Regions from separate parts of the Mus musculus genome. Here region 2 is linked to region 1. The links are chromatin contacts, found by Hi-C or POLR2A ChIA-PET in ENCODE. All regions are on one chromosome and are shown on one strand. The core of a region is the stretch at or near the end of the contact, and the rest is flanking DNA. Distances in the headings are between cores, read along the strand shown.

The links. Hi-C counts contacts between places; a loop is a spot of excess contacts on that map. ChIA-PET counts read pairs that join two places held with the same protein, here RNA polymerase II (POLR2A).
Region 2: a loop to region 1 is called in a map of heart, with 2.2 times the contacts of the local background. The contact joins the promoter of Anxa5 here to the promoter of Mccc1os in region 1. A Hi-C loop is called at or near these places in 2 of 37 maps with a recorded cell type or tissue (T-helper 1 cell and heart). POLR2A ChIA-PET finds 5 or more read pairs at or near these places in 1 of 5 experiments (embryonic stem cell).

The regions. Positions count from the first base shown.
Region 1 is chr3:35,997,740-36,001,173 of GRCm38, reverse strand. Mccc1os (methylcrotonoyl-Coenzyme A carboxylase 1 (alpha), opposite strand) reads right to left here and starts at 1,261. Exons shown (of 3, transcript NR_029456.1): 1 at 463-1,261. Mccc1 (methylcrotonoyl-Coenzyme A carboxylase 1 (alpha)) reads left to right here and starts at 496. Exons shown (of 19, transcript NM_023644.4): 1 at 496-693. The coding sequence starts at 617.
Region 2 is chr3:36,474,151-36,477,490 of GRCm38, reverse strand. Anxa5 (annexin A5) reads left to right here and starts at 1,604. Exons shown (of 13, transcript NM_009673.2): 1 at 1,604-1,918; 2 at 2,031-2,061. The coding sequence starts at 2,059. It overlaps 1810062G17Rik (RIKEN cDNA 1810062G17 gene), which reads right to left and starts at 1,554. Exons shown (of 3, transcript NM_028183.1): 1 at 1,252-1,554. The coding sequence starts at 1,356. It overlaps Mir7009 (microRNA 7009), which reads left to right and starts at 1,967; the gene lies at 1,967-2,030.

The sequences.
Region 1 (3,434 bases), core at 12-2,511:
CCTCAACGTATTGCTCAGGCTGGCCTGGGACTCACTGTCTAGTCAATCCTGTCACTTACTACAATCCTTCTGCTTCAGCTTCTGGGATTGCAAATATGCGCCACTACGTCCCATTTAGTTTTTGCACTTATAACCCTTCGATTGGCTGTTTCACTTACTGTGTTTTTCTCCCCCATATGAGCTCTGCCTCAGCTGTATCAAATACCTACACATAGCTTTTACTGTGTCTTTGTTTCCTGCCACGCAGTTTCCACTGCCCCTTTTTCCTGATGTTTAGTGAGAAAGCTTGCATTTTGCTTGAGTGGTGGTTTGAGGGGCTGTGCATTTTCCTCTCATGCTCTGTGCTAAAAAAAAAAAAAAAGAAAAAAAAAAAAACCTGGCCCCGCCCCTCCAGATGGAGCCCAGCCCCTCACAGTTCACTCCCCACCCCCCAGGCACATGGTCCAATCAGCCAATCGGTACCTTGAAACACCCAGTTTTGTGATTGGCTCTTGCGGAGACGCCTACTTGCTCTTCGGAGCTACGGTGGCGGATCGGGGACAAGAAGCTTGCGCAGGGAGGGACGCTTTCAAGAATAAGCCAAGCAGCTTTTGGAATCCAGCAGAACAGCGCGGAGATGGCGGCGGCGGCGTTGTTGGCTGCGGTGGACAGGAACCAGTTGCGACGGGTCCCGATCCTGCTGCTGCAGCCGAGGTGACTCAGGGGTACTGCCGGTCCGTGCGCGGCCCGGATGCGAGGCGCTGGGTCACGTGAGAGCAGCCCTTTAAGTGCCTGTGTGTAGTTTTGGTAGGCGCTGTCCCACTTCAGTCTTTGGCTCTTCCTACAGACTCTGCCACCTTGGCTGGTTTCTGATCTGGGCACCCCGCACGGTGCTGCAACCGAAGATGGCATACGTAGCTAGAGGCTTGCACCAGGACCCCTTTCCCAAAGTCGCTTTCAGCTTAGCTCCCTCATTTTGAGTGCAGTTCAGAGAAGGATTTCTAGAGACCTTTCCCATTGCTGGGAAGAGTCAAATTAATGAGGGGTGAGTTTTGTCGAACGCTCTTGTTCACAAGTTTGAACAAAGCTGGCAGATGACTACCCCGGATCCTTTTGGAAACGAAGCTCCACGCTTTGACAACAGTGAAAACCCCAAGTCATGTAGATAGATTACTTCACCATAATCATCACCTCCTCGCATTCTGAAAAACGTACTGGCCCAAGGGCAAGAACTGCCTGCAGAAGGTTGGGTTCCCAGCTTACCTGTGACCTTGGTCGAGTTACCTAATATCCGTGCTTCAGTTTCTTCTGCTTGGAGGTGATGATACTTGTATCTAGCAGAGGTAATATAAAGACGATACTAACCCCCTCGTATGTCCAAATCAACACGTGGATAAAAATTTAAACACATCATGGTCCATTCAACAAACAGTGGTCGATGCCCTGGATTTTCGGTGAATACTAAAATGTAGGTCTTCACCCTATATTTTAAATAAGAAAGATGGTGAAAGTTGTATTAGTGCTGTTTTTCTTCCTGTGAATTTCCTTAGGTTCCCAAGAATACCACAGAGTCATTCTCCTCTCAAGGCTTAGTTATAGCTGTCATCCTGCTAATAGTTTTTAAAATTAAAACTCTTACCAGCATGAGAATTTTACCTTTTCTTTTTTCTTTCTTTTTACCAGCCATGATTCCTCTAATACCTCAGAGAAAAGAATTTGATTAGTCAGACTCTACCCATGAGAATAGCGGCTGTCTTAATTGGTGAATTATCTCCTGGCAGGCAATTTACTCGTCATGTTTAAATGTTTTGAGATGTAGCAAAAAGAGCTTTGAAAAATGGGATAGAGAAATCAGAACATTGTCAAGATAAAGGATTGCACTTAAGGAGTGTGTCTGACTGCCTGACTCAGTCTTCACTAGCTGAGAGGAAAAAAAAAAAAAAAAACATTTTAGGCTATCAGTGGTCCCAGGTTGGATACATGACAAAGCTGTGATTTCTTAGGCAGGACTGGAAAAGCCTTAAACCCTAACTTACCTGGAGAGGTCAGAGGGGAAAACAATGCTCCAAGCTGAAAAATTCCTTTAAAAGACCAGGAAAGTTAAGTTTTCCTCCTTGAAGAGCAAGAATGTGGGGTGGGCTGAATTGGAAAGATTTGTAAGAGCACCAGTCTCTGAAGAAGCCATCAAGCAGAGCTCTCCCGCCAAAGATGGATGTTTTCCCAGTTGGCTCCAGAGTGACAGCATCTGAGAAAGTGTGCCTCCCAGGATGCTAAGCCTCCGGTGTTCCTCACATGACCCTTGGGAGATACTAGTCCTGCTGGTTGCATAGTTGCATGTAAAGGGTATATGCATATTGTTGCAGTCATATAATATCTAATGTAGCCTGTGATCTTTATGCTTCATGAAGGAACTAAGCTCATAAGTCTCTATATAACCGTGGTCTTGTTTGGGAAAATTGTATACTTTAAAACCGGGCAGTATCTTCAAGATTGCCTCGTATGGAATGGGAGCTGTAGGTTAAGCACTTGGCTAGCATGTTTGTGGTCCTCTAAAACTCAAATTCATCTATTTGTAAAGCTTATTCCTTGCTGTATAAGTTTTCTCATTGGGAGGGTATTAATGAAAAAGAGATCGAGTAACCCCAATGTCAAGCGACCTGACAATGGGTAAGTGTATGTTGAAGAGTAACCAGAATAACTAGCCATAGCCTACTTTTTTTTTTCTTTTTCTTTTTCTTTTTTTTTTTTTTTTTTTTTTTTGTCTTTTGAAGCAGGATTTCTCTGTATAGCCCTGGCTGTCATAGAACTCACTCTGTAGACCAGGCTGGCCTCGAACTCAGAAATCTGCTTGCCTCTGCCTCCAGAGTGCTGGGATTAAAGGCGTGCGCCCCCACTGCCTGGCTTAAAGATTTATCTATTTTTGTTTATATTAGTACACTACAGCTGTCTTCGGACACACACTAAAAGCGTCCATCAGATCCCATTACAGATGGTTGTGAGCCACCATGTGGTTTGAATTGAACTCAGGACCTCTGGAAGAGCAGTCAGTGCTCTTAACCGCTGAGCCATCTCTCTAGCCCTGCCAACATTTCTTATTTCTATTATCTCTGTTCAACGTCCTTCCTTTGATTTCTCTGGCTTAATGTCAATACTGCCTTACCCAAGGGGTGCATTCAATTATATTTTCAAACTGTTGTTTGATTTAATAAAATAGAACAGAAAATGTCAAAATATGGTCTATTATCTTCCATGACAATGCTAATTGTGTGTGCCAGGCAGTTTTTACTATTACAGTCCAACAAGAATTTTTTTGTTTTGTTTTTAAAACCAAGGTAGATGTTTTTAAAGCACCTTAGCTTTTTAATTGTCTCTTTGGCCAAATGCCAGCTTCAGATATTAAACAGGGTAGGCGATTCATTCAAAAACATGAACACAAAGGGAAACTGGCTAGGACT
Region 2 (3,340 bases), core at 355-2,854, 480 kb before region 1:
AAATTATGGACATTCCACTTTGTGATTGGGAGTAATGCCCTGATAAAGGAGGCTTCAGAGGCCAGTGAGCATCTTGTGCCATGTGATGCTTCAGTGAGATGAGGTTCTCTGAGGAAGCCGACCCTCACCAGACCCTGAATGTGCAGAGCCTTGATCTTGAATTTTCCAGCTTCCAAACAGCTGAGAAATAAAATTCTATTGCTTGTAAGAAACCAAGTTACAGCATCTCGTGCTTTCTTTCACAGTGTGCCCTCTCCTCAGTGCTACGCTATATTTAGAATATTAAGGTAGGCCATTTTATGAATGTCTCCTAGGTGCTCAGAACACTCAATAGCATTCAGTCAGGCTTCCTTCCCTCTAGTAGGAAAGGCTTCTGAAAAGCCTTCTTGGGAAATAGTGTTCCTCTGCCCTCTCATGCATGAGCTCTGCCTTTCAACACGGAAAGTCAGCTTGCTCCTCCAGACTGGGGTCCAGGTGAATAAGCTAATTGTAATAGGATGTAAAGGCAACATTTGCTGGGGAAGATCAAAGGTCTGGGTCTAATAATTTATGTTACTCCTTGGCTGCAGGGCGGATCACTAGTCACTGCCAGCCGTAAGGCAGTTTTCCACAGCACTGTTAAACAGGCTTCTGCGGTCTTAACTCCAGAGAAGGAGGACACGGAGTTGAGTAGATGTAAGAAAAAAAAATACTTAGGTCAAAGACTGAAGGAGATGCTAGTAGAAAGAAAGTAGATAAGTGTGAGCGACTGAGAGATAGGTGGGCCTTAAAGGAATGCGGGGGCGAGGAGGCAGGGAAATGGTTGCATCGAAGTCATAACCGTACTTGAAGGGTCAAGTGAGAGGATCCCTTAGTGTAGGCAAACAAAACAAAACAAAACAAAAACCAAAGTAGTCTAGAAATTACAATTCCCTGGGAGAGGTGCTGGAATGTCTAAGGCTGTGGGAGCGGCTAGGTCCCCAGAGAAGGGGGCGCATGAACAGGAAAAGCAATAGGACAAGGGTACACAAGGGAAAATGGCAGGCTTCCCCTCCTCAGCGGCAGTTTTGTCTGCTTTTCCAGAAAACCATCAGTCTACCTATCAGGGCCAGACTCAGCATGTGGCAAGGCTCCCCCAACCCCCACCCTCGGTTAGCTTCTTCTTGCTCAAAAACCTGATTTTGATCCTTCTAGAACATCCGCGATCCTTTTGCAGCGTCTTTAGGCCTGGGGGCGGGCGGGGGGGGGGCGGGGAAGCTCCATCTTAGTCACCTTGCACCTGGGGTCTTTGAAGTTACAGGCTGAGTTTGGAAGTGAAACCATTTCCGCTCTGAGGCTTTGACACTGCCAGGTACAGCTCTTAAAAGAGCTGCCCATCAGCTACACGGACATCCAGAGGCAAACACTAGCACGAAACACTTGGAAAGCAGTCTGGAAAAGGTCCTCACTGTCCCATGCTTAGAGTGCGGTGCAAGACGCTGTGAGGTGCCGCTGTGACAGTCCCTAACTCTCTAGACACACCCAGACCCCTGGGCCTGCAGCGCCTCCAGCGTAGCGAAGAGTGAGCGAAAAGCCCCACGCAGGCGCAGGAGCATAGAGGCTAGGACGTGGCAGGGCGTGTCCTGATGGGGGCGCGGCCCGGGCTGGGACCTAATTAGGGAGGTGGCCATGGTAGGGGGGTGGCCTTGTCTGAGGAAAGTACCGTATCCAGGGATGTGGCAGCTGCCTGGGACAAGGCGGGGCTTATAGTGCAGCGTCTCTGGGGGCGGGACCCTGGTGGGTGTGTGATCTTGGCAGGGGCGTGGCGTGGCGGGGCCAGGTCGGGCTAGGCTGGGCTGCCCAGGGCGTTTCCGTTGCACGGAGTTGTGAAGAGTACTGCCTTGTCCTTTGGCGTGTGCATCGGTCCTGCTCTCACCCGCAGCCTGCGCTCTACTGCCTGGTAAGTGGCCGTAGTCCCGGGAGCGACTCCTCCACCAAGGGCTCAGGGCCCTTTTGGGGTCAGGGGACCAGAGCTCCAGTGACCCTGTCTCTCTTTTCCCCTCTCCCTGCAGCTCCAGTCCACTCCTGACCGACAGCATCATGGTAAGCCGTGTGACCGCGACCAGGGCGATCGGGACCCTCTCTGAAGGCAGCTGCCTTCGCAGTCTCTTGGTTTTCGCCTTTCCCATCTGTGTCCCGCTCTGTGTCCTCTCTGTGACCTCTTGGGTGTCCCCCTCCGTGTGCGCTCTCCTGTTTTCTCCCTCGCCCCGGAGTGTCCGGAACCAGCCGGTGTTTCTCCCCGGTGCATGTGAATCAGGCCGCCCCAAATCCAGAGTTGCCAAAATTAGATCCGGAGCAGGAACAGTTCTCTTGGTCATGTGAGGAGAACGCCCTTTGGCTTCCCCTATTTTTTTATTTTTCCCGCAGTTTCCTGTGTTTGAATACTGGGTGTGCGTGGGCAATCTCCATGGTGCTTCAGGGGAGCTTTTTCCAGCGCAAGGCGCAACTTATTTAACAGGAACCGACTGTGCCTTTTCTTTCTCTTTTTCTGCTAAAGGCAGTGAACCAAAAAGCTGGGTTTCCAAAGTAATGAACTGGCAAAACGAGTTCTGAATTGAATTTGCCTTGGGATTCTTTCAGAAGTTGACTTCCGAATAGGTTTTTGTTGTTGTCATTGTTTTAGGAGATCTCTTAGTATTTTTCAAGACTGTAGCAAAGAAAAGTTGATTTTTGTTTTGTTTTGTTTTGTTTTCCAAGCTAGGGTTCCTCTGTGTTGCCTTGGCTGGCCTCGAACTCACAGACTGCCTCTGCTGAGGGCTAGAACTAAAAGCCTTCACCACCACCGCCCAGCGTATGTAGTAATTTTTCAAAGCTGGTCATGTGAAGAAGTTATCATACCTAAAATATTCCGCCCTGAGGCAAAGTGGTTATACCTGGAATCCCACATCTTGGGAGGTAGAGGCAGGAGGATCAGGAGTGAAAGATCATCTTTGGTCATCAAGGGCCTTGGCTTTAACAGGCGGCCTCAACAAACAAAACAACAAAGCTTTCATCCTGAATGAAACTAATTTAATCTTGCCAATGTGACTGACCTGTTCAGAGTCTGGACAATCTTTTAAATAAGTGTTTCAGCCTACTCAGTGTGCCTGAAAACACACACACACACACACACACACACACACACACACACACACTCACACACTCGATCTCTCTCTTCCTCTCCCTCCCTCCCTCCCTCCCTCCCTCCCTCCCTCCCTCCCTCCCTTCCTCCCTCTCTCCCCTTCCCCCTTCTTCCTTCCTTCCCTCCCTTCCCTCCCTCCTTCTCTCCTTCTCCCCCTTCTTCCCTCCCTCCCTCCCCCCCTCCCTCCCTCCTTCCCTCCTT